Linked DNA regions of Mus musculus: region 2 is linked to region 1. Evidence: chromatin loops called from intact Hi-C (ENCODE). Cell type or tissue: left cerebral cortex. All regions are shown on one strand. Links, peaks and the distances in the headings refer to the core of each region. The heading gives the core; the rest is flanking DNA.

What was found. Hi-C counts contacts between places; a loop is a spot of excess contacts. Peaks named below come from ENCODE experiments on the same cell type or tissue, not always from the same donor. Only the 100,000 strongest peaks of a DNase experiment are listed, where the experiment ranks them.
Region 2: a loop joins it to region 1, with 5 times the contacts of the local background. A loop is called at or near these places in 2 of 42 quality-filtered maps.

The regions. Positions count from the first base shown.
Region 1 is chr16:93,377,317-93,393,263 of GRCm38, reverse strand. No RefSeq gene overlaps it. Among named protein-coding and RNA genes, the nearest start is that of Mir802, 16 kb to the right of the region's middle. In left cerebral cortex, for the core only: no CTCF peak of the experiment used is centred there; DNase peaks (open chromatin) are centred at 5,395, 9,022, 11,043 and 11,798.
Region 2 is chr16:93,426,826-93,442,772 of GRCm38, reverse strand. All of the region lies in intron 1 of 1700029J03Rik (RIKEN cDNA 1700029J03 gene), which reads left to right. Among named protein-coding and RNA genes, the nearest start is that of 1700029J03Rik, 24 kb to the left of the region's middle. In left cerebral cortex, for the core only: no CTCF peak of the experiment used is centred there; DNase peaks (open chromatin) are centred at 4,762 and 5,860; H3K4me3 peaks cover 254 bases.

The DNA of each region.
Region 1 (15,947 bases), core at 4,078-12,077:
ACGCCACATTTACATAGATTTTGGAAATTCAAACTAGGGTCTTCTCGCTTGGCAAGCACTTTAACCTCCGAGACATCTCCTTAGGCCAGAATCTATGTCCTTATCCATTTCACCCCAATGCTGTCAGTCTCCACAGCAGGGTTTGATGAAGTCTTTTTGTAAAGGGACAAATTGTAGGTACTTTTGGCTTGGATGGGTAGGCTCGTTTTTTTTACTGTCAGCCTGATACAACCTAGATCCTTCTGGGGAAGAGGGAACCTCAATTGAAGAACAGCCCCCTCCAACAGCTTGGCCAATGTCCATGTCTGTGAGAAATTGTCTTGATTGATGACTGAGGTGGGAGGGTCCCGCCCCACGCCCACTGTAGGAGGTGCAATCCCTAGGCAGGTGCGCTGTAGAAAAGAGATGGCCGGAGCACAAACCCATGAGCAAGGCAGCCTACTTGCTCTTTCCCATGGTTTCCACTTCAGTCCCTGCTTGAGTTCCTGCCCTGACTTCCCTCAGTGATAGATGGTGACCTGGACAGAAAGTGGGTTGTATGATCTTGGTCACAACTGTTTAACTCTGCCATTCTGAGGCAGGAAGTTTTAACACACCAGCAGATGGGACTGCGGGGCTCCTGATGGAACTTCGTAAGAACTTGCATCGGGTCCCATATGTGGACTTGGCCCATACACGACACTAAAAGTCCTGCTGAGAAATGGCCCTGGCCTCTCCTCCAGAATGCGGCTGTTCTCTTTGAAATGTGTTTACACTCCGCCGGAGAGGAACTTGGGGCAAGGCAGGAGGGGCACTTGTGGGTGTTGAACTGAGAAACCATGTGCTAATTGATTGCCAGTGGACACATGTGTGTTCCTTTCCAAGCCGCAATTTTCTTATTTGTTAAAAGGAAGTGGTGTTTATCATTTCACAGGTTGTTATGAGAACAAAGTGAAAGGCGGCAATGCAATAATGCATCCGAGACGCTCTGCCCGGGTCTGCACAGGCGTGTGCTTGTGCTGACTGGCTTATTACCTATGCTCCCCGTGGGATGCAGCAGGAAGTAGCATCTAGAGAGAGAGGTGTTGTGTGGGTGCGGGTGAGGGTGAGGGCCCAAGCAGATGGGCAGGGAGCTTCCTGGAATAAAGTACTCACTCTTGCTGTTGGTTAATACATAATGTGCATAACCAGTCAAGGTCAGCTCTCTCTCTCTCTCTCTCTCTCTCTCTTTCTCTTAATTTGGGGGGCTGGAGAGACGGTTCACAGAAGCTAACTATAACCCCAGCTCCACAGGCTCTCACAGGATTCTGTCCTCCAAGGGCTCAGCCAGACATGTACTGTAGCTCTTTTTAGGTAAATAGTAAACACTACAGCTCCTTTGAAGTTTTCCAACGTCCTTGCTGTCACTTACTCTCTTCCTCTGCCTTCTGTATTTATCTCCCAGGTAGTCTTCCCCATGGAGGAACACACCGACTGACATCCAGTACTATGGCGTCAGCCCCGTACTGCTCCACCCTTCTGTGCTCGATGCCTGTAACATCCTCTGCACCCAGGGCCACACTGTTCTACGCTGGTCATTCTGTTGGGACTTGGGGAAAAACAGTTGAATTGTGGAAAATTTAAACAGCAACAACACCAGCAACCTCAAACCTCTCAGAAATTTCCATGTGCTAAAATTCCAGAAGAATTAGAAAGTTACGTGAACGTAATGACACGGGAGCCTTTTGATATGGAAGAAAGGCTTCAGCAAAGCAAATACAGAGGCCCAGTCAAAATGGCCAGTCCTCTGCTAGAGATGTTGTTTTGTTTTGTTTATAGTATGAGGATCAAGCTCAGGTCTCCACACATGCTCAGCAAACTCCTGAGCTTCACCCCAGTCCAGACATTGCGTTCTAATCAACTGTGGGCCTAAGTGCCGATAGTAGGGCCAGCTCTTGCTAAAGAGAAAACTAGATGTATCAGTTAGCTTTTGCTGCGTAACAAGCACCTTCATAATTAAATGACTTAAACCAATATTAAGTATTCAGATATTTAGGTCCTACTTCTGTTGGGTGGCTCTTTGGGTCTGGAGTGGGATTGGCTGATAATGACTGGCTACGTTTTGAGTATGTGATCATCAGGTGGGTTGGTCTAGCGCTGTCAGGTGTTGGGTCCTTCCATCCAAGTGACTGGTGTTTAGGTGATGCTGAGGAGGTTACTGGAAGACCCTCTTCTGTCCCCAACTTGGATCTTGCTCTACCCGCCTTCAAGAACAGAGTGGGCAGGCATTGCGAAGTCCAAACAGGAAGTGCTTTGTTGTAATTGAGGATTAATAACCTTGAAGGGGATAAAACAAACTAACACAGACGGCTTCATGGGATTTTAACAAAACAGGTTGGAACCCTCAGTGGTGCCTGATGCTCGCCGAGAGCCCGTGGAGCTCTGAGAAGCATTTCATCTCATAACTCTTGGGCGTGTTGGGATGCTAGCAGAGCAGAGCTGGCTTGCAGTGCTGTGGGCGGTTCTAGCCCTCACAGACTTCTCAAGCCGTAGGTTTCAGACCTGCTGGGCAGGCTTTGCATCTGGAAGCTGGAAAATACTGGACAGTGAATTTCTGCCCACAGCCAAAATGTCAGCATCAGAGATCAGAGACAAGACTCAGTGCCCTTGGCCTGTAGCCACTGGTAGTAGAGTGAGCTCGCAATGGTGGCAGAAATTTCACACCCAGGGGCCTCCTCCATCTCCATCAACCGACTCCATCTCCAGAGAGTCTTGGAGGAAGCTTCCTCTCCACCTCCCGTTGAATTCTAACGTCCCCTGAGCTCGGAAGCCCACATTTATATGGTGCCAAGTCTTTAGCCAAATGTGGACATGCTGACAGGATGCAAAATAAGACCACTCTGGGATGAGTGGGCGATCCGACTGGGGACGTAAAGAACCTTGAGTTCACCAAAAGCTCACCAAACAGTCTTAGTCAGGACCCTGGCCCATCTCCATGGATATCTAACCCTGAAATGCTTCCGTTGGCTCCTGGCTCTGCCTTCCCCACCATGTTCAGTGCAGACACATGTTTCTGCCCTTGCTGCTGCACTGGAAGTTACCAGCAATCTGTATTTGAGGACTAAGCCTGCTAGCTTCCAGAAAGCTATCAGAAAGCCCCACCAAAACTCACATCCGCCTAGCTATGGGGTGGCTTTGACAAAGCTGCCCCACTGCCCATTAGCTGGTGTATTCACACGGTGGCAAGATTCTTAAAGCAGCAAGTACAGGCTTACCAGGTTTCTGAAAGAATAGTACACCCACGACCAAATTCCCAAATCCCAAACCCTATTTTCCACTGGTTCCTATCTCAGGATGCTCTGTGGACATCCAGGGAGATGCAGAGCTCAGCATGAGAATTCTGCCACATGTTGGTCATTCTCAACAGCATAGAGAGGGAGCAACAGGGAGGTCCTCCCTCTCCCTCTTAGTGAGGTCCTCCCTCTCCCTCTTAGGGAGATCCTCCCTCTCCCTCTTAGGGAGGTCCTCCCTCTCCCTCTTAGGGAGGTCATCCCTCTCCTTCACAGGAGGTCATCCCTCTCCTTCACAGGAGGTCATCCCTCTCCTTCACAGGGAGGTCATCCCTCTCCTTCACAGGGAGGTCATCCCTCTCCTTCACAGGATGTCATCCCTCTCCTTCACAAGAGGTCATCCCTCTCCCTCTTAAGGAGGTCATTTCTCTCCTTCACAGGGAGGTCATCCCTCTCTTTCACAGGAGGTCATCCCTCTTCTTCACAGGAGGTCATCCCTCTCCTTCACAGGAAGTCATCCCTCTCCCTCACAGGGAGGTCATCCCTCTCCTTCACAAGAGGTCATCCCTTTCCCTCTTAAGGAGGTCATTCCTCTCCTTCACAGGGAGGTCATCCCTCTCCTTCACAGGAGGTCATCCCTCTCCCTCTTAAGGAGGTTATCCCTCTCCTTCACAGGAGGTCATCCCTCTCCTTCACAGGAGGTCATCCCTCTCCCTCACAGGGAGGTCATCCCTCTCCTTCACAAGAGGTCATCCCTTTCCCTCTTAAGGAGGTCATTCCTCTCCTTCACAGGGAGGTCATCCCTCTCCTTCACAGGAGGTCATCCCTCTCCCTCTTAAGGAGGTTATCCCTCTCCTTCACAGGAGGTCATCCCTCTCCTTCACAGGAAGTCATCCCTCTCCCTCACAGGGAGGTCATCCCTCTCCTTCACAGGAAGTCATCCCTCTCCCTTGTAAGGAGGTCATCCCTCTCCTTCACAGGAAGTCATCCCTCTCCCTCACAGGGAGGTCATCCCTCTCCTTCACAGGAAATCATCCCTCTCCCTCGTAAGGAGGTCATCCCTCTCCTTCACAGGAAGTCATCCCTCTCCCTCATAGGGAGGTCATCCCTCTCCACATTTAAAAAGCAGCCTATTCACAGATAAGTGTAGCTCTCATCCCTCATCAAAGGAACTTCTTTTGGGGATGGGGGGCTGCAGATGAGACCATTACAGAAACCCATAACTGGTCACAGTACAGAGAATCAGTGGCAGCCAGGTACTCAGCCCCAACTGATATATCTACAACATGACACTATACTTAAGGCTTTGGAAACATTGCAGAAGAGGGAACAGATAGATTGTGAGAGCCAGAGGACTAAGATGTCGCTGGGAGATTTTGCCTCCTGTGTATGTCAGGGACACTGCACCCATGAGAGTCCACGATATGCTTGCCTAAAGCAGACCTGACTAACTATAACACAGTTCATGTCCCATCATGTATGGGGAAATCCTTGCAAGACCCCATACCTAGATGAACTACAGATATTCAGTGATCGCTGAGAGAGAGAATTAGTTTCCCCCAGGGATGAGACCCCATAATTGGCTGTTCAACCCCAAGTGGTCAGCCCTAAAAGCATACACATACAAGTAGTAACTAAATGGTCTCAGTGGGATATTTATATGTGCATGCATGCGTGCACACACACACTAATTAAAGAAAAAGAAGCCATGAATTTCAGAGGGACTGGGAGACTATGGGGACATGGGAAATATATAAGTATACTACACATATATGAAATTAAAAATTCCTTTATAAAAAGGCAGTGGTATCTCTCAAGGCATTTTGGGGATGTGTTTTCATGAGTTCGCTTCGCTTCTGCTCAGGCATGTCGACTTTACCTACTAAACGGGTGACGACATTTTCCCGGGTGGAGAGTGTATTAAGGAATATTTATCCGATGCACTTGTCAACAATGCTCTCCCTGTCCAAGCCGGGGCTGTGAGTCCTCTCATGCTCTGCTCTCCGAGGCTTGGTCATGGCGTTCTCAGGCACTCTGAGTGGACGTGGGCCTCTTGAAACCACTCTTTGTCTTGCTGGATGACTGTTAGCCACACGTGACAGAAAGACTGTTTTCCACATCCTGGTAAGGAAATCCTCTACAAGAGCAGCAGACTTTCCCTGCCCTCCTCCACCGTGTCCTTGCCAGGAAGGGCTAAATAGGCCTTCTGTAGTCACTTCTCCTCAGCACCTTACACCACAACTCAGTTACAGACCCTGAGCCAGAAAAGTTAGCTTCTGCTCGGAGACCACAGGGCCCATAGAACAGAGAGCTGTTTTAGGATGGAGGGTCTGCGCCCAGCCGGGTCCAGCCTCCTGCAGACACATGGCATCTAGGGAAATGTCCCCTTTCCTCTCCCCTCTTCTCCTATAACTTGCATAGCTCTGCATGTATATATTTACTTAAATATTCAGCTCCACTTTTCGTTTTCTGTGCCAATGACCTTCTGAGGCAAGAGGCTTAACCAAAGCGCTGAAATTTACACGTAATCCATTACATGCTACTGAAGTGATGTTTGGAAGCGTTGGCCTTATCCAAACTAACTCCTTGTCCAAGACAAATCTTTTTGTCACCGTAAATAGATGCCATTGCCCTGGGGAGTGGGTGGGGGAACCCCATGCTGCTGGTAACTGGTAGACTGTAACTCAGTAAAAACATAGTTCCTCTGATGATGTGAGGTTTCTACGTGCCTTCAAGAGTTACCATGGCCGTTCATTTCTGCCCACTCTGTGCCTTCCACATGTGGCTTCTCTGCTTGTTCATGCGTATCCTTGATGTCGCCTTTTTATTTGGTGATGATGGTAGTGAGTGTGAGGTAGGTTGGGAGAGGTTGTGGCAGACATTGCTGGGTCTCAGGACCTATATTTCTGAACAGTGGCTCTCTCTGACTCTAGCATTCTGGTTCAATGTTTTTTGACCCTTTTGAGGTATGTAGTCTGAATCTGCTTTAAGTACTGAGAGGGGGCTGTAGTGGTTGGCCTGACTGATCAGGAGGCAAGCTTGCTCTCCATATCAGGAAGAGCTACAGACCCATGGCGCTGCCCTCCAGGCTCAGCATGGGTTGTAGACACAAGAAAGATCTGTGCCTACTCTGAAAGCTGCTATCTGTATGGCCACTGTGACTTGCCATTTCTTCAGGACATACAGCGAGTGGCTCTAAGCTATTTTCCTGGGCTCCACCCCTGAGCACACCTGAGCATGCGTGGCCAGAACAGAAATCCCGCTCATTGAAACTCACCTCATGTTTTCCTGGAAAATAAACATCAGTCCAGTGGGATGCAGAATTTCAGACTGGAAGAGAAGAAACAAGAAGCAACATTATGATCTGGCCCTGCTACATTGTATTAGATGTGGGCTGAAGACTTTCTCTCTACAGTAGAGTATGGCTGGCCTGAAGCCAGGAAGCCTTCCATACTGCCTCCACATAAGATTTACTTTTAATTACATGTGTGTCGGGGGTATGTGCACATGAGTGCAGGTGACCAGAAGTATCAGAACCCTCTTATGCTGAAGTTACAGGGAGTTGTGAGGCATCTGATGTGGGTGCCAGGAATTGAACTCAGGTCCTCTGCAAGAGCAGGGAGTGTCCTTGACTACTGAGCTGTCTCTGCAGCCCTGTCTATGAGTTTGGATGCATGGTTTGCACACATGCACACCTCCATGCACACCTATAGGCACACGTAAGTCATGGCTGCTGTGATTCTTAGTTGCATCCATCTTATCAACCCCAACGACCTCTGGTGTGTCACTGCAGCACCCTGAGCTCCAGCGTAGGCACTGAGAACACATTTCCAGGAGATCCATTTCTGCCGTGCTGTCTCTTCTTTCAGTTTGATATTTTATCGAGGCCTCAAGAGCAAGGGAAAGAGTGCTGAGAAGAATCCAGGTCCCAGGGAAGAGGGGACTCTGGACCCATCTCAGGCTGTATACCCTGAACTGTATTACCGGCCATGACCATGAAGCAGAGCTTGCAGGTAAGAGCCCTTGTCTTCAGTGCCACCATCAACATCTGCCTTGATTTCCAAAGAGCTAATGCTGGGCCACCATGGCAGAACCTCCTATGCTCACACTGAAGACCTGTTAGGAAGCCCTCGCCGGCTCAGGTCGTCCAGGACGTGAGGGTCTTTACAGCCCTTTTTTGTTTTCTTGCCCGTCTCTGTTGGCTCAGGTTCTTCCTGTTGCATTGCCACATCTGACCACAAGCACCAATCACTTTCTAAATTGCCCAACTCTTCTCATGAGCTTTCTGTGTCCTCAGTCAATGAGAGGTATACCTCTGAAATCTCATGTCACACGGAGACCACATCAGCCTTTGACATACACATGTACTGCAGTTAAGAGCACTGGCTGCTCTCCTAGAGGTCATGATTTCAATTCCCAGCAACCACATAGTGGCTCACAACCTTCTATAATATGATCCAATGCTCCCTTCTGGCATGCAGGTATATATGCCAATAGAGCACCCATATACATAAAATAAATTATAAAAAAAAAGACATCTAAGTTGTTGATGTAAGAAACACAGCATCCACCCTAAAGGGGATAAGAGATAGTTAATCCTAGAGCCAAATACGATTGCAGTGCAGAGTGGCAGAGTTTTCACTGAGATTTGTAATGAACCACTATGACACTGGTTGCCAACATGACAGGATTCAGAAGCGTGCAGGAGCGAGATCTCTGAGCATATCTGTGCGAAACTTCCAAGGTTAAGTTAATTGAGGTGGAAAGATCCATCCTTAATTTACCATTGATCTTTCAATAAGAGACTATAAAAGTTTTAGACATTACTTTAAAATCAGATAAAGAAGTCTTTCCTTGTCTCCAGCTCTAGCAAAGAGCCAGAAAGTACCACAAACGTGTGCTTGCTTGGTGCCCTGGTCACACTAATAATAATCTACAGACCCACATGTGGGGAGCTCAAGATGGCCGAGCAAGCCCTCTGAGGCGGCAGCTGAGGCCATGCCAGCACGGACTCCTGGTTTCAGCTCTTTCCACACATACAGACTCCAAGTCTTTTCTTTCTCTTTTTTGCTCATCCCAGACTTAAATTCTCCACAATGTTTTGAACAAATCTCATGTAGCTTGTGTGTTACTTCTTTTGATATCAACTTAAATAGTGAAAGATTTAAGACATTCAGTGGGAAAACACATCACATAGTCTAGTTAATGCCTAGTTAGATAGCTACTTGTAATTGTACACGTTTGATGGAGACAGTGATCACATGTCTCATGCATCTTGGTATATAGCCACAGCACCGAGCACTTAATACGCTGGCACGCTTTGCTTTTAACGCTTTGAGAATTTCGTAAAAGTATGCAGTGTACTTTGATCACAACTACCACCATCTTCCCCCCTCCTATTGCTCCCAGATCCTGCCCCCAGACCTGCTTCTGACTTTGTGTCTTTCTTCTTTACAATACACTCAGACCCAGTCAGTGCTGCTCAAACGTGCATCTGCATGGTAGGAGCATGGTTAACCTATCAGAGGCCACAGCCCTGAAGAAAACTGGCTCCTCGGTTAGGGGTTGGGTCCTCCCAAGCCCTTCCTCCTCTTGCTTGATGTTGACTGGCTTGATTTGGTGCAGGTCTTGTGCCCTTACCCACAGCTGCTGGGAGTTCACGATGCAATAGTCCGGCTGTGTCTGGGAGACACGATTCCTAGATTCCTAGAATGCCTCCTTTATCTCTGGCGTTTGCCGTCTGCCCACTCCCTCTCCCTCCATGTTCCTTAAGATTTGAGAGCAGATGGTGTGATGTGGAAACCCCATTTATGGACTGTCAGCCCACAGACATTCTCTTCCTTTGGATCAGATGTGTGACTCTGCTAATCACTGTCTGTTCTGGAAAGAGGCCTCTCTGATGAGGACTGAGACCTGTCTAATTCGTGGGTATAGAGGTAAATATTAGGAGGCAGTCTGATACTTTGTCTGTTTACAAAGAAATAGTAAGAGAGTCTCCTCTCAGGACCATGAGCTGCCTAGCCACACCTTTTGATGTGAAGAGTCCTTCTGGATCCTTACATGGCAATAGTTGAAACCAATACATGTAGAGAGACTACCACCCTCCCATTGTGGCCATTCTTCCTCGATAGTGTTTTGTGACAGGAGCTCTACTATTTTTTTGAGGAGCAATGCCTGCTTAGCTAGAGACCACATTCCTCAGTGTCCTTTGCAGCTATGTCCAAGAGTATAGTCAGGCCAGTGGGACATGGAAGTAAGAGGTGGCTGGAGTTTTTGCCTGTCCTTAAACAGAAGTTTCCAGTTGGTTATTATTGCTTTTGTTAACTCTGCCTTTGATAGTGTAGGAGAAAACTTTTACCTCTCACTGGCCCTGGGGTGGGAGCACATACACACACACACATGATCACATGACCCTGTGGAGGGCAGATACACATACGTGTGATCACATGATCCTGGGGAGAGAGCATACACATACATATGGTCATGTGACCCTGGGGAGGATACACACACACACACACACACACACACACACACACACATGATCCCATGACCCTGGAGAGAGAACATACACATACACATGATCATGTGACCCTGGGGAAGGTACACACACATGGCTCTGGGGAGGTCATACACATATATGATCACATGACTCTGGGGAGGGAGGTAGCACACACATATATTACACACACATATGATCACATGACCCTGGGAAGGGCACATAAACATATGATCACATGATCCTGGGGTGGGCACACATATACATATGATCACTTGATCCTGGGGAGGGCATACACACACATATGATCACATGACCTGGGGAGGGCACACACACACACACACACACACATACATATGATAACATCACACCTGCTGTCTGCCAGGCACCACGGGGAGGTCACTGAAAAGTCTGAGTCATATCTACCCCCTAGTGTGGAGAAGCAGTTGGTATTCCTGGCAGAGAACAGGGAATTATAAATGTTTACAAAGGAGATGAAGGAATTAAAAACACCCTAGTGACAACATCAGATTTCCCGTGTTGAATAGGGTATCCTTCAAGATGTCGAAAAGATCATAGGAAGTACTGCATTGTTGATAGCAATTGAGAATAGACCTGTTTTCATGATCCACCACCCATACAAAGCCCAAATATGGAGCTTGAAGTTATAAACCCTGTGACGTCAGCCAGCGTGTAGCCCCACTACACAGTTACTAATGATGCTTGCACTATGGTTGTACATGTCTGCTCTAGTGACATGTGACAGTCAGTGTGTAGCTCCACTACACATTTCATTGCTAATGGGGTTTTCACTCTGGCAGTGTGGCAGCTCTAGTGAATTCTGTGGGCATCTTGTTGGGAATGTAGCTCTAGAAGAGAGGCCGCTCACACAGATTCCTTTAAGCCAGCAGTTCTCAACCTGTAGGTCAGGACCCCTTTAGGGGTTGAATGGTACTTTTTGCAGAGATTGCCTAAGACTAACAGAAATAACAGATATTTACATTATGACTCATGACAGTAGCAAAGTTACAGTTCTGAAGTAGCAATGAAAATAATTTTATGATTGGGCATCACCAAAACATGAGGCACGGTCTTAAAGGGTTTCAGGGTTGGGATGTTGAGAACCAATGCTTTAAGTTGGCTTGGTTGTGCCTGGAGACACATGCACTATCTATGGTGGCAGCCTCTCATGTGGAACAGCTGTAACAGGGGACAAGCATTCTAGAACATTCCCAGGAAGCCCGGCATGCTTCAGCTACATCCGACATGACAAGGAGCCCCAGATCTTTCCGGCATTTTCTGGATTTTTCTTCTCTCTCTTTATTTGGTTGAACTCTGCAGACTTCTCTGTCAAGTGCTATTTATATGATAGATATAGACACAGGAAAGCCATTTCACCCTCCAGGGCTGGGTGGAAAAAAAAGAAACGAGATTCTTGCCTGAGAGTGTCACCGGGAGCTGCGGTCACTCCCCGTGATGGAAATACATTTTACGTCTTTTTCCTTCCCCTCTGTGCCTTTTATATAAACAACAAAACACATTGAATCAATTTTTCAAGAAAACTTACAAAATCCGAAAACACTGCCGACCTTTAACGGTGGGTAGCATGAATTATTGGGGGCTACAAAGAAGGTTTTTAACTATTGAAACATGTTGGCAACCTGAAAAATGAGTTCTCCCTCCTTCCAAACCGTTAAAAATAGCTTTTATAAACTCTTAACTCCCTGTGAGGGTGAGCTGGGCATTAATCACCTTGATGACATCTTCTATTTAGGCCGTGGATAAGTCTACAACCCTAATGAACCACTTTCCTGAGGAAATTGGTCAAATCCCACCTGGAGGGAGGGGGGGTGAATCACAACAGCCTCACCATTCAGACAAATCTCTTTTCAAGGAGCCTTAAAGCTTCTCTCATTCTCCAGCGAAGACAGCCTCATAGGAAACAATAATAGTTTAATCTCTTGAAAAATTTCCTTCCTGCGCTGCAGCCGTCAGACAGGTAGTGAGAGCGAGCCAAGGAAAATGCAGAGAGCCCCTGCCAAGCCCTGGCTGCTGCCTGGCTTCTGCTTCCCAGCCTCACACAGAAGCCTCCATACTCTGCCTGCTGGAGATGTTCTGGCTTGGCTCAGTGGCTGACCCTCCTGTCCCGCCTTGCCTCTGAAGGAGAGAGCAATGGAAAGAAACAGTGTCGTTGTTGACTCGTCCCATGGCTGAGTGTCTGAAAGCCTCTCTATTCCTCTGGGGCTTTCTAGGACACCCTTTTCTTAGGGAGACACATTTTATCTGGAAACACACACACACACACACACACACACACACACACACACACACACACACATGGAGCTCTCAGGGAAGTGCAGAGTCTGCCTGGTGTATCCCCTGTGCACTGTGTCTGGGCTTGCTCAGAGGACCTCGCTGCCTCCTTGCTGAGCAATGCTTCCCCAGGCTGCTGGGACTGTAATAAGGCTCCAAGGAACCTGAGCAATTTTGAGATTTGTGGGATAGACAGGATCCATATTCAGTAAGTCCACTGGCTTTACCCGGGCTACCCAGTTCACAATGCCAGCCTGTAGTGACGTTCAGCAACCCGCAGGGGATTTTTGTCAGGCCCATTACGTATAATAACTCCTAGGGATTAGCCTGCAGTGCTCATGGATGGCTCAAGCTCTGTGTAATTTGCTTCAAAAGAGCTATTTCCCATCAGCAAGATTGCTAGAATGAGCACATTGACGGTTGGCTCCTCCTCATCTGTGTTCTCTGTGTGTATGTGTGTGTTTGTGCATGTGCAAGTGTGCATGTTTGTGTGTACAAATGGAAGCCAGAGATAACACTGGGCACCATCTTCTCACTTCCTCCTCCTCCTCCTCCTCCTCCTCCTCCTCCTCCTCTTCCTCCTCCTCTTCTTCCTCCTCTTCGTCCCCCTCCTCCTCCTTCCCCTTCATTTCCTCCTCATCCTCCTCGTCCTCCTTCATCTTCTCCTTCTTCTTTGTCTTCTTTGTCTTCTCCTCCCCCCCACTCCTCCTCCTCCTCCTCCTCCTTTTGGAGACAGAGTCTCTCACAGAACCTGGGGCTCCCCGATTTCTCTAGATTGGCAGGCCAGGAAGCTCCAGGAAGCCTCCTATGTCTGCTCCTCCCATGCCCCCTCCGTGCTGGGTTTGCAGCCCCACTTATCACATGGCTGCTTGGCATTGAAACAAGGTCCTCAAGCTTGAGTGGCAAGCACTGAATCTCCGTAGCTATCATCTGCGTTCTTGACTAGTCAGCTGTAATTTTCACTGTCTGTGCTCTCCAGGGAGCATCTCTGCCCAAACACATCCCCAAGTTTTCTGGCTCCCAGGCACCCCCCCTTTTTTTTTTTATCCAGTCTTACTTCTGGTTTTCCTCTTGGCTTGGCCACTTCAGGAGCCATGTGCAGAGTCTGGGCAAACTGAATTGTATTTTAATTTCATGTCTATTTCCCGTACTCATATTAGTGACTTGGAATTTAAAAAAAAAAACAAGAAAAAAAACCAACACAACTCTCATGATAGAGAATAGAACATTGTCTAATCTCTCAAATAAATCGAGAGGAGGCTCATTAGCTGAACTGCTGGGTGGCACAAAAGTTAAGTGAACCAATTTAGTTATCATAAAAATAGCCTCTCCAGGCCACCCACCGTGTCTAAGAATTCTTTGGATCAATTCCCATGTTTTCAGGCCAAGTAAGAAATACATGGAACAGAACCTGCTTTTATCTAATTTTCCCCGTCACCGTTGCGAGTAACTGAAGGCAAATTCCATAAATTCTCCTTAGTCAAGCGCCTCAGCCAGCACCTTAACAGGCTAAGTAAGAAATGTTGTAGTCTATCCAGATGCAGTAGCTGAGGACAGACCCTTGAAGTGAGGATAAATAAAGACCAAAAGACAGACAGGATGCTCATCATAATGCTGGTTACCATAGCAACTAATCATGAGTGACATATTGCCAGCAATACACGAGAGGGTGGTCAACATTAGTGACATGAACACAACCTGCGGTTCTTACAGATGTGCAAACTCATATTTTCTAAAAACAAAAACCAAACAAACAAAATTGGAATATTCTTATGCTATATTAATTGAAAAAATCATCGAGTGTGATATATTTTTCTCCAATGTATCTATTACAAACAAAAGTGTATTTCTGATTCATGGACTAGAGTGAACTTACTTCATTTTTATAACTTTTTTTTTAATATCTCAGATGACCTTACTACAGTTTGGTGATACAAACATCACTGAGACATCGGCCACAAGCAACTTTGTGTTTGTAGGATGGTGAGTTCCTTGTGATTATTTCTGTTGTGCCTGTGTTAGGTCAGGGAGTAGAATGGACAGAAAAGATAATTTGTCTTCATGAGGGGCAGTGCTAATCCTAATGGCTGCCCAGTTTGAGGTGGAAATCTTCAGCTGCCTTAAGCTGGTATGGAGGGTCTGGAAGGTTCTAGAAGAGCTGCTGGTCTTTAGTACAACTTGGAAACTTAAAGACGCTGCGTTGTGACAGCAGTGAAGGGTAGCTGCCACAGTTACAAGCGGGGAGACGCAAACCGGAAATGACCTTGCCAGGGAGACAAGCATGCAGAAGGACTCCTTTTGTGGGGTCGGCCATTGGAAGGCCCTGCTCACCAAGAGAATCCCTCACAGCTGTGCTTGGCGGCTGGCTATGTGCTTGATTTCAGATGTCGTCAAGCTGGTGACCAAGACAAACTGTCACAAGACCTTTGCTCCTTGTAACTCTTTATAATTGCTATAGTGACACTTTTTTAAAAAATTATTATTATTAAGAAAATGGGTTTTCTGCTTGGCTGCAGAACTTCCAAAACTTCCAAGTTTCTTTCTGTATTAAGTGTCCCGGTTTCTGCTCCTGGTCTTCCAGGTGCCCAGCTTCAGCCGAGCAGAGCACAGTCCTGGCTCCTCCGTGTTCAGAGAGAGGGACCCACCACAGAGGTGCGTGGATGCCCCTCGAGTGGTCCTCTCTACACCCAGCTACAGATGGAAGCCCCCCTTTATTTGCCTGTTATATGGCTCTGCCTTAGGTGAGGATGGAACCTTCACAATTCACCCTGCCCTTTAGTCTATCCACAAATCTATCCACTTCTGTGACATCAACCGCAGGCCTCCCTCCTACACAGGGGTGATTTCTTGTTTACGCCAGCTCCCACCCTTACCTGGAGCAGATGTCCTACAGTCTGCCTTTGTCCCCAAGCCACCACTGAGGACCTATTCTCTTATTCTCTGCTTGTTCTGCACATCTTTGGCCACACATTTACCAAGGGAACCTACCTCTAAGACTTTCTGTCTCCCCAGGTGCTACTATGGGACGGGCATCTTTATTTATTTATTTATTTATTTATTTATTTATTTATTTATTTATTTTAATTTATTTATTTAATGTATATGAGCACACTGTAGCTATCTTCAGACACACCAGAAGAGGGCATCGGATCTCATTACAGATGGTTGTGAGCCACCATGCGGTTGCTGGGAATTGAACTCAGGACCTCTGGAAGAGTAGTCAGTTCTCTTAACCGCTGAGCCACCTCTCCAGCCCCAAGGGTTTCTCATCTTAATGCTAACTTGTTAGAAGGGCAGAACGGAAGCATGCCGTTTTTAGTTTCTAGTTCCTGAACTGTTTGTTTTAATCACAGGAGAATTCCCACTATGATTGTGACTGCAGCAATTTTGACCAACTTGTTTAGCTATGGACACTAAAAGGCCACTTTTGCCTTGTTTGGCACTCCTGGGCCATGAGACTTGAGATGGTCTTTTTCTGATTCTTTTCTCTACCTGTGTCAGGCAACGTGGGCCCAATAATTCTCAGGTAGAATTGTGCAGGCACCATGCCTTATGATTCTTCTATGAAATCTGCTTAGAGGAGGAAGCTCAGAGAATAGACAGGCATAAAAAGAGAGAGAAGGAATTGTGGGAAAGACAGTGAGAGCAAAATATTTGACTATATTCTTTAAAACCTTTGTGCTGTTTATTTGCACTGAACACTTTTTATCTAAGAAAACAAGTTATATTTTTAACTTGAAGAGGAAGGGATCTGTGTTTGTCTACTACAACAAGAAAGAAAATCCTGAGTTGACTTGGCTTCTGCTGGTAGGCCCAGAGTAGGAAAAGCTGCCAAGAAACAAACAAGTCTAAAATATGCTATATTAACCCACGGCTTTCTAAAGATCCAC
Region 2 (15,947 bases), core at 2,748-10,747, 51 kb before region 1:
CAGTTTCTGAACTGACTAAAACTTCAGTGGACTCCCGGGGCTTTGTGCCATGATTTCTTTGGGGACGATGAAGCAGAGCAACATCCTTCCCCTCAGTCAGTACGTGATCTATTTACAATTCTTGGAGGTATTTTTTACGACCGTGAAGTCTAGTGACTTCATCAGTGGGTGGAAGGGGGCCTGTTAGCATGGTCTCCTTTCCTGTCACTTGGCATAGAAAAATGTGACAAAATGGAAAGCTTTGTCTTAGAAGAGAAGGAAGTTTGCTCAGGTTTGGCCAAAGGAGACTTTCATGAGCTGAGGTAGGTCAATTCTTTGGGTTTGAGTTAGGGTTTCATGTAGAGAGTACCTCTAACTGCTGGATGACTGATGCAGGACACTTGGGTTACCTCAACTGCGTCTTCTCCCAGTCTCCTCAGAAGAAACCACAGCAGGAAGGGAAACCATAGCAGGTTGTTTCAGTTTTGCTCCTCAGATCCTTAAAAGTTGCAGTTGGAAAACCTCGCAAAGCTTGTTCCACAGACACACACGTCCCAGGGCGTGAGTGCTCAGGGCTGACCCTATAGAGCGAGTGATTTGATGACTGAGTTATTAATTCAGAATTGCTTCCCTGTACAGAAATCAATACCCATACGTCCTTGCAAACTTTTGGTGTATCGATTAATTAAACAAGGAATCAACACTAATTAAGTACCCTCTTGGTATCATGAGGTAGGATAATGAAATTGTGTGACACAGCCTGTGGCCACAGGAGTTTGTGGTCTCAGGCACAAAGGCAAGAAAACATTACCAGAAGAAGGTGTTCTGAGCAGTGCCTGGGGGGGCTGCAGGCAAGCAAGAGAGAAAGGTGAATGCAGGGATGTCCTGAGGCAGTGACTCGGGACTGGCCTGTCTGAGGCACAATGGCCTGTGTCCAGAGAGTGGCCAGGAGGTACAGGGGCTTTGTGAGTAGAGTCGGGAGTTTCTGTCACTCAAGATGGTGAAGTATGGCTTGGGGTATGCTGTTTCCCCTTCTCAGGTAATAATCTTTTGAATTAATAAATATCTTAATTTAAAAGTCATTTTTTTTTTGTCTTACAGAATTATCTGAATATCCGCACCTTTTTCTTCTTCTTCTCATATCTGGATAGGACATGGTGCAGTGGCTCTCCTTTCATGGCTCAGTGATGTGCTGTGTTAGTACAGTGCTTCATATGGACTGGCTGAGGGGTCCTTAGTGTAAACCTGGTTATGCTAGGTCATCCTGAAATGATATGAAAAGCATTCTGTGGATTTCCTTAGGATGCTGTTTTCTGTAGTCGCAGGATCCATCTCTAGGCTGATGGTGGTTTTCCCTCTTCTCTTGGCTCCCTTTCTTCTGGTCTGGGTTTGGTTTCGAGATTAGATCAGTTACACAAACAGTGTTGGCAAGCTCTCATGTGTTCTATGTTCTGATGTAACATACAAAACCAACCTACTCCATATTTAAAACTGCGTATTTAAAGACCCATTAAAGTCCATCGCCTCTTGGAGGTGGATTTTGGGTAATTTGCTAACTTTTCCCATAGATTCTGGCCTATGCCTGTGAGCTGCCCTCCAGGTGGTTTGGATACCAAACATATTTAGAAGGGAATTAAAAAACTATGCCTTTATCCCTTTGCTCTCCTTGCATTTCTGCTGCTGCGGTGCAATACCTTGACGAAAAGCAACCGTAATGGAGGAAGAAGATAGTCTGTTGTCCAGGTTCCAGTCCAACGCTGTGGGGAAGTCACCTTAAATCACTGGCAGGGATTGGAAGCAGCTATCCAGGTTCACAATCAAGAGCTGAGAAGAAGGAGTGTGTATGCTCTACGCTCGCTCGATAGCTTGTGTTCAGCCCCACCCTTCAGAGTTCAAGACTCTCTCCCTGGGCCAGTGACTCCTAACCTTCCTAAAGCTGGGACCCTTCTGTGTAGTTGCCCATGGCTGTGGTGGTGACCCCCCAACCACAAAATCCCATTGTTGTTTGTTGCTACTTTGTAACTGTGATTTTGCTGTTGTTATGAAGAATCATAAGGCAAATATTTGTGTTTTCCTTAGGTGATTCCTGTGAAAGGGTCTTTCCACCCCCCCCCCCCCCCCCCGCGGGAATCATCCATCTCTGAGGGGGTGGTTCCATCCTCAGCGGGCTGGGTGGTCGCATGTTAACCACTCTAATTAAATCAATCCTTCCTAGACAAGCTCACAGGCCAAGAGACCGTAAACAATCTCCATTTAAGACTCACTTTGCAGGTGACTCTTGTTGAGTCAGGCTGACATGTCTGTCACATCCTTTAAACGTTTTAATAGTGATCTTTTCTACTTTTGCATCTGCATAAGTCTGCTTTTAAGTTCTTAATTCAGGTGACTAGAGACACACACCTGTGCATAGGTTTCTAAGGTGTCTGCTATTGTATTCCCTAGTTTAACAACACTTATTTCAAAAATTATTATTTTCAACCTCTCTTAAATTTATTTGCTTTATAGATTGAGGGCTCAGTTAATTTAATTTTATTCCTTTTTTTTTTTTATCCTAGAAGAATTAAACTGCAAATATCCTAACAAGAGCCACTTGGGCATATCCCAAAGTTCTGAAAGTGACAGCTTTAAAATTTTGCACATTAAAAATTAATTAATTTGTTAGTTCCTTTATTTGTTTAATTTTAGTCAGGAATTATTTAGGACCATAAAATTGATGTAATACTTTTCATATTACTTTAGAAAACATCCCCACCATAACCAGCTTTACACACAGGTCCCATCAAGCATTGACTATGAAATACTGTATTAATGTAACACACTGTGGCCAGTTAGAACAGCAGTGAGTTACCCAAGTGTATCAGGAAGGTCCCCAGAGTAACTTCCTCCTGTTCTCTCTATATTGAAGATTCTATTAACTTGTATAATGGTCCAGGTTCTTACTATTAGTTATTTAAATAACCATTGTTTTATTTGATGCTGTGCAACTTGAAAATATTATTCTGTCTCCCCTTTGGATTTTATATTTATTTTGATATAAAATTTTGACCTGTGTCCTATTTAATATTCCCTATGGCACCGAAATGTCTTAGAAATGAAAACAGCTACATTTATCCTATTTTCATCTATTTAAAAAATTAAAAAATTTCCACTTTAGAATATTAAAAATATTAATATTAAAAGTTAAAAATCTCTGCTTATTAAAATATTGCCAACATTATCTTGTGAATACAACTTCGTTTAATTTTTAGATTCTCATCGCATCACTTTTAATTTTGTGTTTTTCAGGACACTTGTCTTTTTTTTTTTTTAAGGGTTTTGCTTCTTTCTAATGTTTGTTATTATTTTTATGTGCTCTACCGTATTCTTACATGGCTAAGTTCAAATATTCTAGTTTAACTCCTCAGGAACTCATTACATTTATAAAAATCATAAAATCTGTATTTGTATATAGTCAAAATTAAGAATGAGATCATTTTAGCAAGCCTTCTATATCAAGAAAGTATAAGATATAACTTTGCTCCCCAATTCTCACTGATAGCATTTAAAAATAGAAAATGGAGCTTTTGGTTCAGAAACCTGTTGATGAATGCGTCTTAGAGCAATCTGCACTTTTTAGATGTTTTACATGATCTGCAGTTTTTCCTCCTAGACCTGGGGACTAAATTCATGCTCTTCGGCTCCTTGGGCAAGTGCCTGGCACTGAGCTAACCTCCAGTCCTCTTGCCTTGCCTTCTCATGTTACTAATACAGACTGCCTCTAATAGCATTCAGTGTTTACAATCTGTCCTTTTGTATAACAAAGCTTATTAGTTTTGAGGTATCTTTTATTCCCCTACCTAATGGCTATAAGAATTTGAAGAGTCAATGGAATAGGCCAATCTTAAGGTTTTTTTTTTGTTGTTGTTGTTGTTTTTGTTTTTTGGTTTTTTTTTTTTTTTTGGTGGTGGTGGTGGTGGTGGTGGTGTGTGTGTGTGTGTGTGTGTATGTGTGTGATGTGTCTATGGGGTATAGGCACATCATATGGACACATGCAGACATGCTATGGCATGCATGGAGGTCAGAGGACACGTTTCTCCTTGTTTTTCAGTTGACTGCAGGGACAGCCAACCTGTGTGAGTTGAGCTGCTAGACATCCTCCCCTGCTCCCCTGCGCCTTCTTTCTCTGGCAGGAAAGCTGATGTGGCCCTTCCCACTTGGATGGAGGAGTCCTGAGTGCAGGACTCAGTTTGGGCTCCCCTCACCGCTTAAGGCTGGGCCATGGAGTGTAAACTCTCTCCTTCACTACCTGTTGTGAAGGAATTCTCCAAAGATTCCACTAAGCGTTTGTTTGAGCTTCTCCGGGGTGGGCTCCTCCTCAGGAATTCATGGTGTTGGCTCTGGGCACCCTTCTGTGTCTTCTCGCTCCTCATTTGTCTCTGTCATCCAGCGTTTCCTCCAAACCCTGGTGTACAATCCCACAGGGCACAGCCAGCTTCTCCCTAGTCGCACGCAGATATTTAATTAAGATGCTAACCGGGTCCTGCTTGCAATTCAGTCTTCCTGGTCTCACCAGCAACCTCTTTCGTCACCTAATTTGCATTTTACCTCAGAGTCTCCCTTCCCGCACTCAGCAGGGTCACAGTATCTCCTGACTGCTGATAGAAGAGCTCTGCCTGCCGCAGGCACCACCCTGACTACGGCTCCGGGTTCACCTCAGCCATGGCCCACTTTCCCTCTCTCCTGCTCTCATCCTCTCCCACGCCACTCAGTTAATTGGCTTCCTTCTTGAGATAAAACCTAAGGCTGGGCTCTGAAGGGATTTCAACTGCCTAAAACCCTGCGCCCCCAGAGCGTGGGCCTGATGAGGCTGGTTTGGGACAAACAAACCAGAGTCCTGGGGGCAGAAGCAGACTGGGTTCTGGCAAGGCCAAGGATTTAACTCTGTAACTCACACCATCTCCTTCCTTATTCTGGAAGTCTGTCAGCCAATGGGAGATTTACCAGTGTGCACTTCCCCACTCCTAAGCAGAGAGTGGGAGGAGACTATTCTAAACCAGAGAATAACATACACAGATTGTTTTTCAAAGTGGCTTTTCACCCCTCTTCCCATGTGCACTACGCTTTGATGATGATGCTCAGTTACTCAGAACTGTCCTTAAAGCTCAGGTTTGCATGTGGCAGTAATGCACTGCAACAGTGCATGCATATTACCCCAGCATGGCAACAGTGCATGTGAGTCCTCCCAGCCCCACAACAGTGCATGCATGTAATCTCAGCACTGTAAGGCAGGGGGGTTAGGAGCGCAGCTCCTGCTTCACAGTGAGTTCAATATCAGACTTAAAAAAAAAAAAAGAAAAATATAAAATAGAAGAAGTGAAAGAAGAAGGAGATAATGATGAAGAGAAGAAAGTATAAGAATATGAAAAAGAAGAAGAAGACGTAGAAGAAGGAGGAGCAGGAGGAGGGGAAAGAAGAAGGAGGAGGAGGAGGAGGAGGAGGAGGAGGAGAAGAAGAAGAAGAAGAAGAAGAAGAAGAAGAAGAAGAAGAAGAAGAAGAAGAAGAAAAAGAAGAAGAAGAAGAAGAAGAAAAGAAGAAGAAGAAAAGAAGAAGAAGAAGAGGGAGAGGAAGAAGAAGAGGAAGAAGAGGAAGAGGAGGAGGAGGAGGAGGAGGAGGAAGAAGAAGAAGAAGAAGAAGAAGAAGAAGAAGAAGAAGAAGAAGAAGAAGAAGAAGAAGAAGAAGAAGAAGAAGAAGAAGAAGAAGAAGAATGCAATGCTAAAATCCTGGACAGGATGAGGTTGAATAGTTTCTCTTGCTCCCTAAGCCGTATTGTAGGAAGAAGTGACAGGAGGTGGGTGTGAGTTAGTGGAAAGTAAGCCTGGTTTGGAAATCAGAAGCCTCAGCAATCTTCTGCGACTCTTCCTGTGTGTTTCCCAAGAGGAGAAGGCTGGGCTGACAGATCTCTGCAGTCCTGTCGCTTTAGCATCACAGTGACACTGTAATCCTCATGGGAAGTGTCACAACCCTCTCTTCTTTCCATGCTTAGCTAGGCACAAGGGAGAGGTGACTCTGCTCAGTGACAGCAGTGGGATGAGAAGGCATGGGGCGCTTGAGGGCTGGCAGGAGGTGCTAGTACTCAGAAGAGTAGATCTTCATTGCCTTTATTAGTTATTGGCTGGAGGAGGAGAGGGAGGTAGGAAAAGGAGAATGGAGAGGGGGAGGAAGGAGAAAGGAGAATGGAAAGGGTGAGGAGGAAGTAGAGATGGGGAGAAGGAAGAAGAGAATGGGGAGGAGCAGGAGCAGGAGGAGGAAGTGGAGGGGGAGGATGGAGGAAGAGGAGGATGGAGAGAGGGGAAGAAAAAGAGATTGGGAGAAGGAAGAGGAGGATGGAGAGGGGGAAGAGGGGGGAAGAAGAGGACCTGAAAGAGGAGTGAGCCACTGATCTATTGCTAATATCAGATGCTAATGACTTAGACTAGTTTAAATGGGATAATTGAGACATGAGCTAGGAGAAATGAACCATAGCAATTGGCCCAGGCATTAACTCATATATTAGAAGTCTCAGAGTCACTGATTTGGGAAACTTGTGCATGGGTGGAAGAGCCTGCGGTTACTCGTGACCTAGTAGGCACCTGTGGCTGCTGTGAGTCCCTGCAATGTCTGTGTCATGCCCTTCTCCCATCAGCTGACACTTACATTCCTCCCCAGTGTTCCTGGAGCTGAGAGGGTCTGTATGAGTATCATTTGCTCTCAGTACCACGTGCAACGTACGTCTTTAATTAAGACCGAGAGTAGCATTAGCTATGTCTACGGTGTAAGCATCAATATTTAGACAGCAGTGTGATGCTGAGTGTTTATCCTTAACCATGAGTTATGCTTCGTGGAACTGATCTGTGTGGTTGTAAAGATCAACTTTCTACCTATTTATCATATATTCCTTTAAAAAAATAGTTTTCTTGTCTTCCAGATTTGCTTCTACAGAAAACAAAGCCCAGTGTCTGAACCCTCGTGGCTAGCTGAATTCCTATGCTTAAACGTTGTCACGTGGATATTTATTCTCTCGTTTTCTGCTATCAGTACCTCAGGTCTGTTAGTGGACACAGTAGGGGCTGCCACCTCCCACGCATCAACTCATTGCGTCTCTATCTGAGCACAAATGCCAAGGGCTTGAGCTTACAGTTCTCTCTGCCTCCTGCATTTCTTCTCAGGCACATGTAAGGGTGACAGTTTTTCTTGACAGCTGGAGGAAAATAGGCAATCTAGTGAGTTCTCTGGACAAACACAGGAATTCAGGGTAGGATGCTGTAATATTAAAGAACAAAACTCAAGGGAAGAAGAGGAAGAAGTAACGTTGGGTGAGAGACGCCCTTGGGGGTCGTCTGCTGCAGCTTGAATGTTCCCAGTGTAGGTGCTGTCAACGTGAGAGTATCTAGAGGCATCACCTGTAAGAGATTAACTAGGGCCTTCTTCAAGAGAGATCAGGCTCTTATCAATGAAGCTTCAAGCAGCATTCAGCTCTCTTGTCCTTCCGACTTCCACCATGATCTCAGAGCAGGAAGGCCCTTCCCACTCACCAAAGGCACCGTGAACTTGGGCATCTCAGGCTTCGGGACTGTGAGAAATTTATTTCTGTTATTTATGAGATACCTAATCTGTGACATTCTTAGAGTGGTATAAAGTAAAAGAAGATGCGGCCTGACGAAGCTCTGTGGGCAGGCAGAGTTCTAAGCCAGTACTGCCCCTCAGTGGCTTAGCTTTGGCCTAACATGGTTGGCTCTCTATTTAGCCTGTGGCCAGAGTGCAGAGATTTCTGAAGCTCAGGCAACTGCAGTTAAGACAACAGCCCTTCTCAAAAGGGAGATTTAGTTATCTGCACATTGCCATGAGTGTACCATATTCTCTAGATTCTTAGTTCCTGTCCCTTTGGTGGGATCAAATTATAGCATGACTCTAGAGGTCTCGGTGTGCCAATGGATGATGTAGAACATCTATATTACATATTCATGGGGGAGGATGCTTTAAAACAACATCACAATATTGAATCCTATTTTTTTTTCAGTCCCATTGTTATGCTTGGTGGAACACTTCCTAGATGGCTTCCTGTTGCTCTTCCTAGGCCCAGTTTGCTTATGTATGCCACGAGGAGACAGATAATTCCCATCTATCAGAGCACTGTGGAAAGAATTATTGAGAGAACATTTAGTAGCGGTTCAGTGAATGCTATTGAGACAATTAGGTCTTCCGTAAACATATGTCACATGCGAGGCTTGGATCTACATACTTTCTTCTCCTTGTCTCATTGGATCTTCACTCTGTCCCTTTGCTAGAGCCACCAGAGCTAAGACCACAGACTGGTGGCTTAGGACAGAAGGCGTCTAGTTGTGCATTGTTTTGGAGGTTGGGGTCTGGCAGCAGTTTCTGAGAGAGCAAACACAGCGCCGGCATCTATAGCTCTGTTTCCTCGCTGTGGATACAGCATGACCAGAATCCTGAAGCTCCTGCTTCTGCGACTTCCCAATCTTGTGGGCTGTGCTCAGGGACTGTGAAGCACAGCGGATCTCTTTCCCTTAGTTTGCTTTTGTCAGCTGTCTTAGAGCAGCAAGAAGAAAAAGATCGGATCCAGGGATGCTGGTATTGGAGTTGTCCTGTGGAAAGGCAAAAATCCAGCATTAACTCCTTTTTTTTTAAAAAAAAATTTATTAGGTATTTTCCTCATTTACATTTCCAATGCTATCCCAAAAGTTCCCCATACCCCCAACTCCCCTATCCACCCACTTCCACTTCTTGGCCCTGGTGTTCCCCTGTACTGGGGCATATAAAGTTTGCACGACCAATGGGCCTCTCTTTCCACTGATGGCCGACTAGGCCATCTTCTGATAAATATGCAGCTAGAGACCCGAGCTAAAAAGCTTGTGATGTCTAGGCTCGAAAGAAGGTCTCCAGGGATCAAGAAAACTGGTGTCTGGGCCCTGGGCCACCTCGCCTGGTAGGATTCCATCCACTTCAGTTTGGTAAGAGCTGATCTGGGGTTTCCACAAGAAGAGCCTGAACATGATTTCTAAACTGTCAGCTTGTCTGATAATATTAGTAAGTTTTATGTGGTTAGCCTTTGCATGTCTACCTTTAAAATACTTAAGTTACAATTATGTATTTGTGTATGGAGGGACACACGCATGCCACTGTGTACAGACAGAAGTCCAAAGACAATTTGCAGGAGTCGGTTCTGTCCACCCACCTGTGGGTCTCGGGGATCAAACACACCTTGTCAGGTTTGACTTGACGGCATGTGTCTTTACCTATTGATCTATCTGGCCAATCTTTTGTTGTGACGGGCTTGTCCAAAAAGATTTTGCTGACTTTAAACATTGTAAGATTCGTCATCTTATCATTGACTTTTTGGATGTTGAGACATGATGCTTTCATATAGCAATGACTGACTTTGGTTGAGCTATGATGATTTCTTCAGTGATTAACTTTGGTGGTTAACAGCGATTAACATTGATTAACAATTGATCAGCAATGATTAACTTGGTGTCACTTTCATTAAGGCTTGGTGCCCAGCCCACGTGTTGCCTCAACGAAATCTGTACATTTCCATGATAATATTTTAAAAATGCAACTTTGAATAAAGCAGATAACACTTCACGTGTGCGTGGGCCTCAGCAGAAGCAGATGAAGTCCTCAGAGCAAAGAGAGATTCCACCCCCATGCCAAACATAACAACAACAACAACAACAACAACAAAATGGCAGCGAAGAGCTCTACCCTTTAAGATGGCAATCTAGAGACCCTGCCCTGATGTCTGTCTTGCTTGAGTGTCCTGCAGAGTTTGAACCTAAGACTGCAACACGGAGTCTTCTCCAAACCCCCAGAGTGCTCTACAGGCAGGATGTGCCAGCCCCAACAACTGTGTAAGCCACTCCTTAGAATAAATACCTGTCACTGCCTCTGTCATCTCCGGTCTCCTTCTGTTCCTAGCACATCCTCTCGTTGTTTCTCTGTGGGCCTCTAATACATCACCCAGCCAAGGTAACCCGGCCTTAGGTGATAAAGACAATCATGGACTCAGCAAGCTTGAAGGCAGAAGGAACAAAACACTCAACACTGATGGCTACAAACCCCTAAAGTGCTCAAGGACAGATTCTGATGGAAGGTCACTCATGGAAGTCCTCAAGGGGGACCCCGAGTGGGACACATGAAGCCACTCAGTGAGGTGAACGTGGGTGTGGCTCGGGAGACTCTGAGGTGTTCGTGCTGGTACACTTGGCATCCTGCTTGCCTCCTCTGGGCTGCTCAATGTCTTTGAGAATCCGTGAATGAGAGATGGTGAGAATTCTGTCTCCTAGTCTATCAGTGCCCTGGCTACACAGTTGGGCGAAGCCATGCTTTGGCTTACATAGACTCTTTTTTTTTTCTCCCTGGTATCTGCTTACTTCTTAGAATTCCTGGCTCCTAGGAGTTCTTATTAGAAAGGCAGGCTGTCTTAGCAATGCTCTGGACTTCACATGGCTTTCACCAGGTTGTGAAGGGCCAAAGCAGTTAAATAGCTTGGGCCAATGTATGCAGTTGTCCAGCAGCTGGGCTATCATCGTGTCTGGGTGCCTAGCTGCTTTTAATAAAAAAGAAAGGTTTCAGAGAGATAGCCTGGGTAGGGCGAGGGTTTTGAGGGAGTGAGGTACATGCCTTGGGTACGGAATTTAAGGGGTACAAGAAACCTCACTCGTTGAGACAAATGATATAATCATATTCTATTAAAAATATACAAAATCCAAGATGAACAAAACTTTTAAATAAAGACAGGCCTGGTGGACTGACGGGGGCCATGCACAAACAGTGGATCCTATGGAGAAGGCTGCTCGATCTTCAGACCACTTTGCACCATTGCCTGAGCAGTAGTGTAGACCTTCTCAAGCACTGTAGCATGATAAGACGCTTGCAGTATCTAAGACTCAGAGGCAAAAAGACAAAGAACCATGGGAGCTCCTGCAGCGGGAGATTGAGCACAACAACAGGACGTCTGTGTGAAGGAGCTCATGTCTAGGAAATTTTTGGCACAGCATCTAGGAGGCTTAATTTCGAGAGACTTAAATGATTGCAGAGCCTAAGGCTCCCCTAGGTACTGTTCTTTGTATTAAGACTAAGCTAATCAGCCTCTTCAGACGCCCTGGGATATGCAAGCGTCACCCAAGGAGACTCTGCCACCGTTGGGAAGGGAGTTAACTTCCCTGGCTCTGAGGTATCTTTGACATAAGATAAATGCGCTGCCTGCTTTGTTGGGTTTCTCCCTGAGTTTTGTGAGTCTCAGATGAGATAATTGTGGAAATCCTTTATAAAAGATGGTGATCCACACAGTTAGCCATTGTTACTCTGTGGTAGATTCTGGTGGTAGCGGTGGCTTTGAAACAGTAGGGAGCCAACATGAATATTTTTATAGACTGTACCATGCAGGACTTTTTTTGTGAGGAGTTACATTTTTGTGGGTGGCTAGTGGGCATGACTGACTCATAACTTGCCCCCAACCTTGACAGTGAGTTACTGAGTCCCCCACACATCAGGCAACACTTGGAAGCAACCTTCCACTAAGAATATGATGCCGGGAGCTGGCTGGAGGTTCCAGCTGTTAGGTGCACTGTATGGGGAGGGGACTGTCTCAGAACTGGATGACATTCTTAGAGAAGGGAGATGGCAAATGTGAAAGATAAGAGTTGGCTTTAAAGTTGGATGACTGAGAGACACAGATGGGCTCGGCTGGGTCTCTCTCTTGGTTGAGATTAAGCTGGTCCCGAGTCCCAGAAAAGTATTGCATCACCTGGCCAGAGCTGGATGTCAAGAGAAAGATGTCACAGCCTTTGATGACCAACTCAGGGGTCTATCATTCACTTACATGAGCAAAAAAAAAAAAAAAGTATCTAAGTAGCAACTTTTATGGACAATGGGAAGGATCTGTGTTTCTAAGTCAACGGGTATCACTCCTAACTGTCAACACGCTTTCAATAATCGTAAGTGAGTGTGTTTATGACAAAACAAGGTATCAAAGAAACTGCTCGAATACTCTAAGCTCTTGGGACTTGTTTATTAAAGACTCTACTTTGATCAAAGTGTTAGGAAACAGCCCGAGTGTTGAAGGAGCCACTTGGGGGTGATGTTTCAGAGTCAGCTCTGTGACCTTGTGACGACTGAGCCGCACAATACGGTCCTGAGTGGAAGTACACTTTGGAAGCACCTGGCAGGGAGATGGTGTCTTGTTTCCATTTGATGTAGCCTACCACACATCTGATTTCCACTCGCCACAGAGCAGAGCTTCAGATTTGGCGGGCCCCACCCAGATTTCAACACTGACCAAGCTTTTGTATTAAGTTCAGAGTAGGAGATGGTGTGGACAAATAATTCATGTCTTTTGATGGGGAGGGGCAGGGTTGATTTAGGAATGAAATTGTGTGTGTGTGTGTGTGTGTGTGTGTGTGTGTGTGTGTGTGTGTGTGTATACACTTTAAACTACCCATGAAAGGGATTGTATTTGTATCGAACTCTATCAAGTTGTTGATTAAAAAACTAAAAGTGGCCTTTAACTTTCTTACCATGACAGAGATGCCACACCTACAGATGGAGATGGTGAACTATTAATGCTCACATCCCTCTTCCAGCCCATCCTGTAAGAACCACCCATCTCCTTAATTACTTTGTCTGGGCTTAGTCCTATGCATTAGGTAATGTGAGCTAAGCATCCCTGTTAGGATAGAGGGGCCTTAAAATGCCTCCTCTAAGATTTCACTTGAGGGGGATACCTTTGTGGAGACAGGCTTTAAGGTGGACCTCCGCAATTTAGGGCAAAAGTAGACATGGATCATGAGGCAGTAGAAGGGTTTGAGAGGAAATTACCATGGAGATGGGAAGGGCTCAGAGAAAAAGAGAGCATTGCTTGTGACCTAAACATGACAAGGTCTGTTCGGAGCTTTAAACTATTGGGATAAAGGATGAAGGGAGAACACAGAAGAAGTTCCAAAGTTCCTGGTGGACTCTCAGCCTTCACCTTCCCATGATGCACTGGTTAGGTCTAGCCCAAGACTCTTTCTCTCTATCCTCCTCAGTGGAGCAGCTTATGACTACAGCTGGCTGAGACAAGTTTCACAATAATCATATTTAGTAGCTTTTCATAAGTAGGAGGAACAATCTCTTGTAAAGCTGGCTGCCTTCCAGGTTTGTCTTTTAGACAATCAGTTCCTTTTTCGGTCTGTCAGTGTTCAGGTTATTTTGACTGGGAGGGATATGAATCAATACTGTTCTAACAAAACCCCCAATTCCCCGTGAGCCTGTCTTAATCACAAGGGTAAAACACAGAGGCAGACCCCTCCTACCCTGTCAGAATCGCTTTATTTTGATGTGTGGTTTATATGAATGGAACGACTCCAACGAGCCTGAACCGGAAGCTGTGATTTAAACCCTGTTACCCCGGTCTGTCCATGAGCAGCCTGTTTTTCCATACGTATTATTATTAAAGTTTTATCCAAATGTCATGTAGTGTTTATGTTCTTTTGTCCTGGCTTACTTGGTGTATGTAGATCATTAGCGACGTCAACTCATTCATTAGGTCCTAGGTCACAAGAGCAGTATGGCTACCTCTGTCAAGCGAGAACGGCCAGCCCAGGAAGCTGCACACGATATACTTACAACAAGCGTGGTTTTGGAGGTACAGGAGAGGTGTGGAGCAATGTGGACCAGATACATTATCTGTCCAATAAGGGGACCTGAATTTGGTACTTTGATCCTGTCACTGTGACCAAGATTCTGACCAGAAGCAACTTGAGGAAGAATTTAGGCTGGTTCACAGCTTGAGGGATGCAGTCTATTGTGGCAGGGAAGGCAAAGTATAGCGAAAGAAATTCTTATAAATCCTAGCCCGAGGGCTTCCTCCCACCTTAGACTATCTATGTTCCCCGATGAAACAGACTTTATACTTTTAGATAGCCGTAGGCAGCACAGGAGCTGGGCAGCTGCTACTCTCCGTGCCGTTAGAATCCACTTTCCTATCAACAACCCCAAGTTATCACAATTATCATCTACAATGTTCCATCTGGGTTGCTCTTAACTTCAGCTGGGCAGCCGTCTGGGTCACTTTCTTGTGACCCTTAGCTCATGGAAGCTTCTTCTCCCTCCTCTCCTCCACATTCCTCTATTCCACGGTGGCTGGTTTCTCCTTCGTATTCCTGCTGGGGTCCGGGGATGTGTGTTGGTTCAGAGCTTCTTCTTTCTCCTCCCAAGCCCTTGAAACCTCTACCTCACCTATTTTTCTTCTGCCCACCTATTGGCTGTTGGCAGCTTTATTTGCCAATCCCAATCAACTGGGGGCAGGGTCACTCAGTGTCTCACGTGCGTCCTCTTTAGTCTTTGGGGGAATCAGTCTTGGGGTCCCCAAATTAGCATTAGATACAAGCAGCATCAGGCGATCCCCCACCACAAGGCTACAGAAGCTCTGAGAGTCTAGTCACACTACATCCACAAGGGAAGTCAGGAGCAACGCGTTCCTGTGCTCGGCTCACTCTCTCCTTTCAGTCTTGGACACCAGCCCTCGGAATACTGTTACCTTCTCTGGAGGTGGGTCTTCCCACCAAAGTTAGCTCATCTGGAAACTGCCTAACAGCCCTACCCAGAAGTTTGTATCCATGCTGATTCTAGATCCTGTCAATCAAGATTGACCCTCACAGAAGCCTTTGCTGATCTCCGCGTTGCTCTCAATGGCTCTCAAGTCTCTTGGGAGGTATCTAATTTGTGGCTGGTGGGTCATATAATCATCCCTCAAGATCCACAGTGGACTGGTTCCAGGGTCCCCTGTGTATACTGAAAGCACAGAGCTCAAGCCTTTAATGTAAGACGGCCAAGCGTGCACACATAACCCATATCCATCCTGCTGGGTACGTTAAGCCACCACTTGGTTACTTATGGTTCCTAGTGCATGTAAAATGCCATGTAAGCGGAATTCTGTATTGTTTAAGAATAGCAATAATACTCAGCACGTTTTCAGTTTGTACACACTGAGTTGCTTCTGCCATACCTGTGCCCTTACTTCAATGACAGCTCCAGAAAATAATTTCTGGTTTACCTATGGCATGGAGGATTGATGAGGGAGAAGCTGCATAACACAGGCAGTGTCTGTGTGTGTGTGTATGTGTGTGTGTTTGTGGGCGCAGAGCATGACATACCCCTATAGCTAGTGAATCTCAGGGACAGAGACCCCAGAGGCTTTAGAGCAGAGAGGGTCCAGCTCAGGCCTGCTGGGATACAAGGATGTGTATTGGTTCAGTGTCCTTACCTCGTCCTTTCTGGGTCTGTGTGACGCAAGCTGTATGAGGTGGTGTTGGGAGGGTGCCAGGGCTTGCTGGCATTTCAGGACTGACAGGATAGATACTGAGGTTGACAGTGGACTTGGAAAGCCTCTGAGTGACCTGTGCCATAAGGTCTTCAGACTGTCCTCCCGCTGAACTCCAGCATTTTGGGGGCAATGCCATTAGAACCTTCCAGATCATTTGACTGACAGACACATCTCAAGAGCATTTTATTTTTTTCTTCTATCGAAAGCATGAAAAGGAGATTCTAAGGGAGGGGAGGTATATTTCAGCTTCTTAGAAATGAGCCCAAACTTGTAGAATTGAAAAAAAATTGACATTGTGTGTGTATGTATGTATGTATGTGTGTGTATGTATGTGTGTGTATCTGTATGTTTGCATATATGTGTGTGTATGTATGCATGTATGTGTATGTATCTGTATGCATTTGTGTGTAGAATCTGTATGTTTGTGTGTATGCATATGTGTATGCATATATGTGTATGTGTGTATCTGTATGTATGTGTGCATGTATGCATGTGTATATATATATATGTATGTATTTATGTGTATGTATATATATGTGTGTATGTATGTTATATGTGCGTATGTATGTGTGCAAGTGTATATATGTGCATGTGTACACATGTATGAGTGTGTATGTAGGTCAGA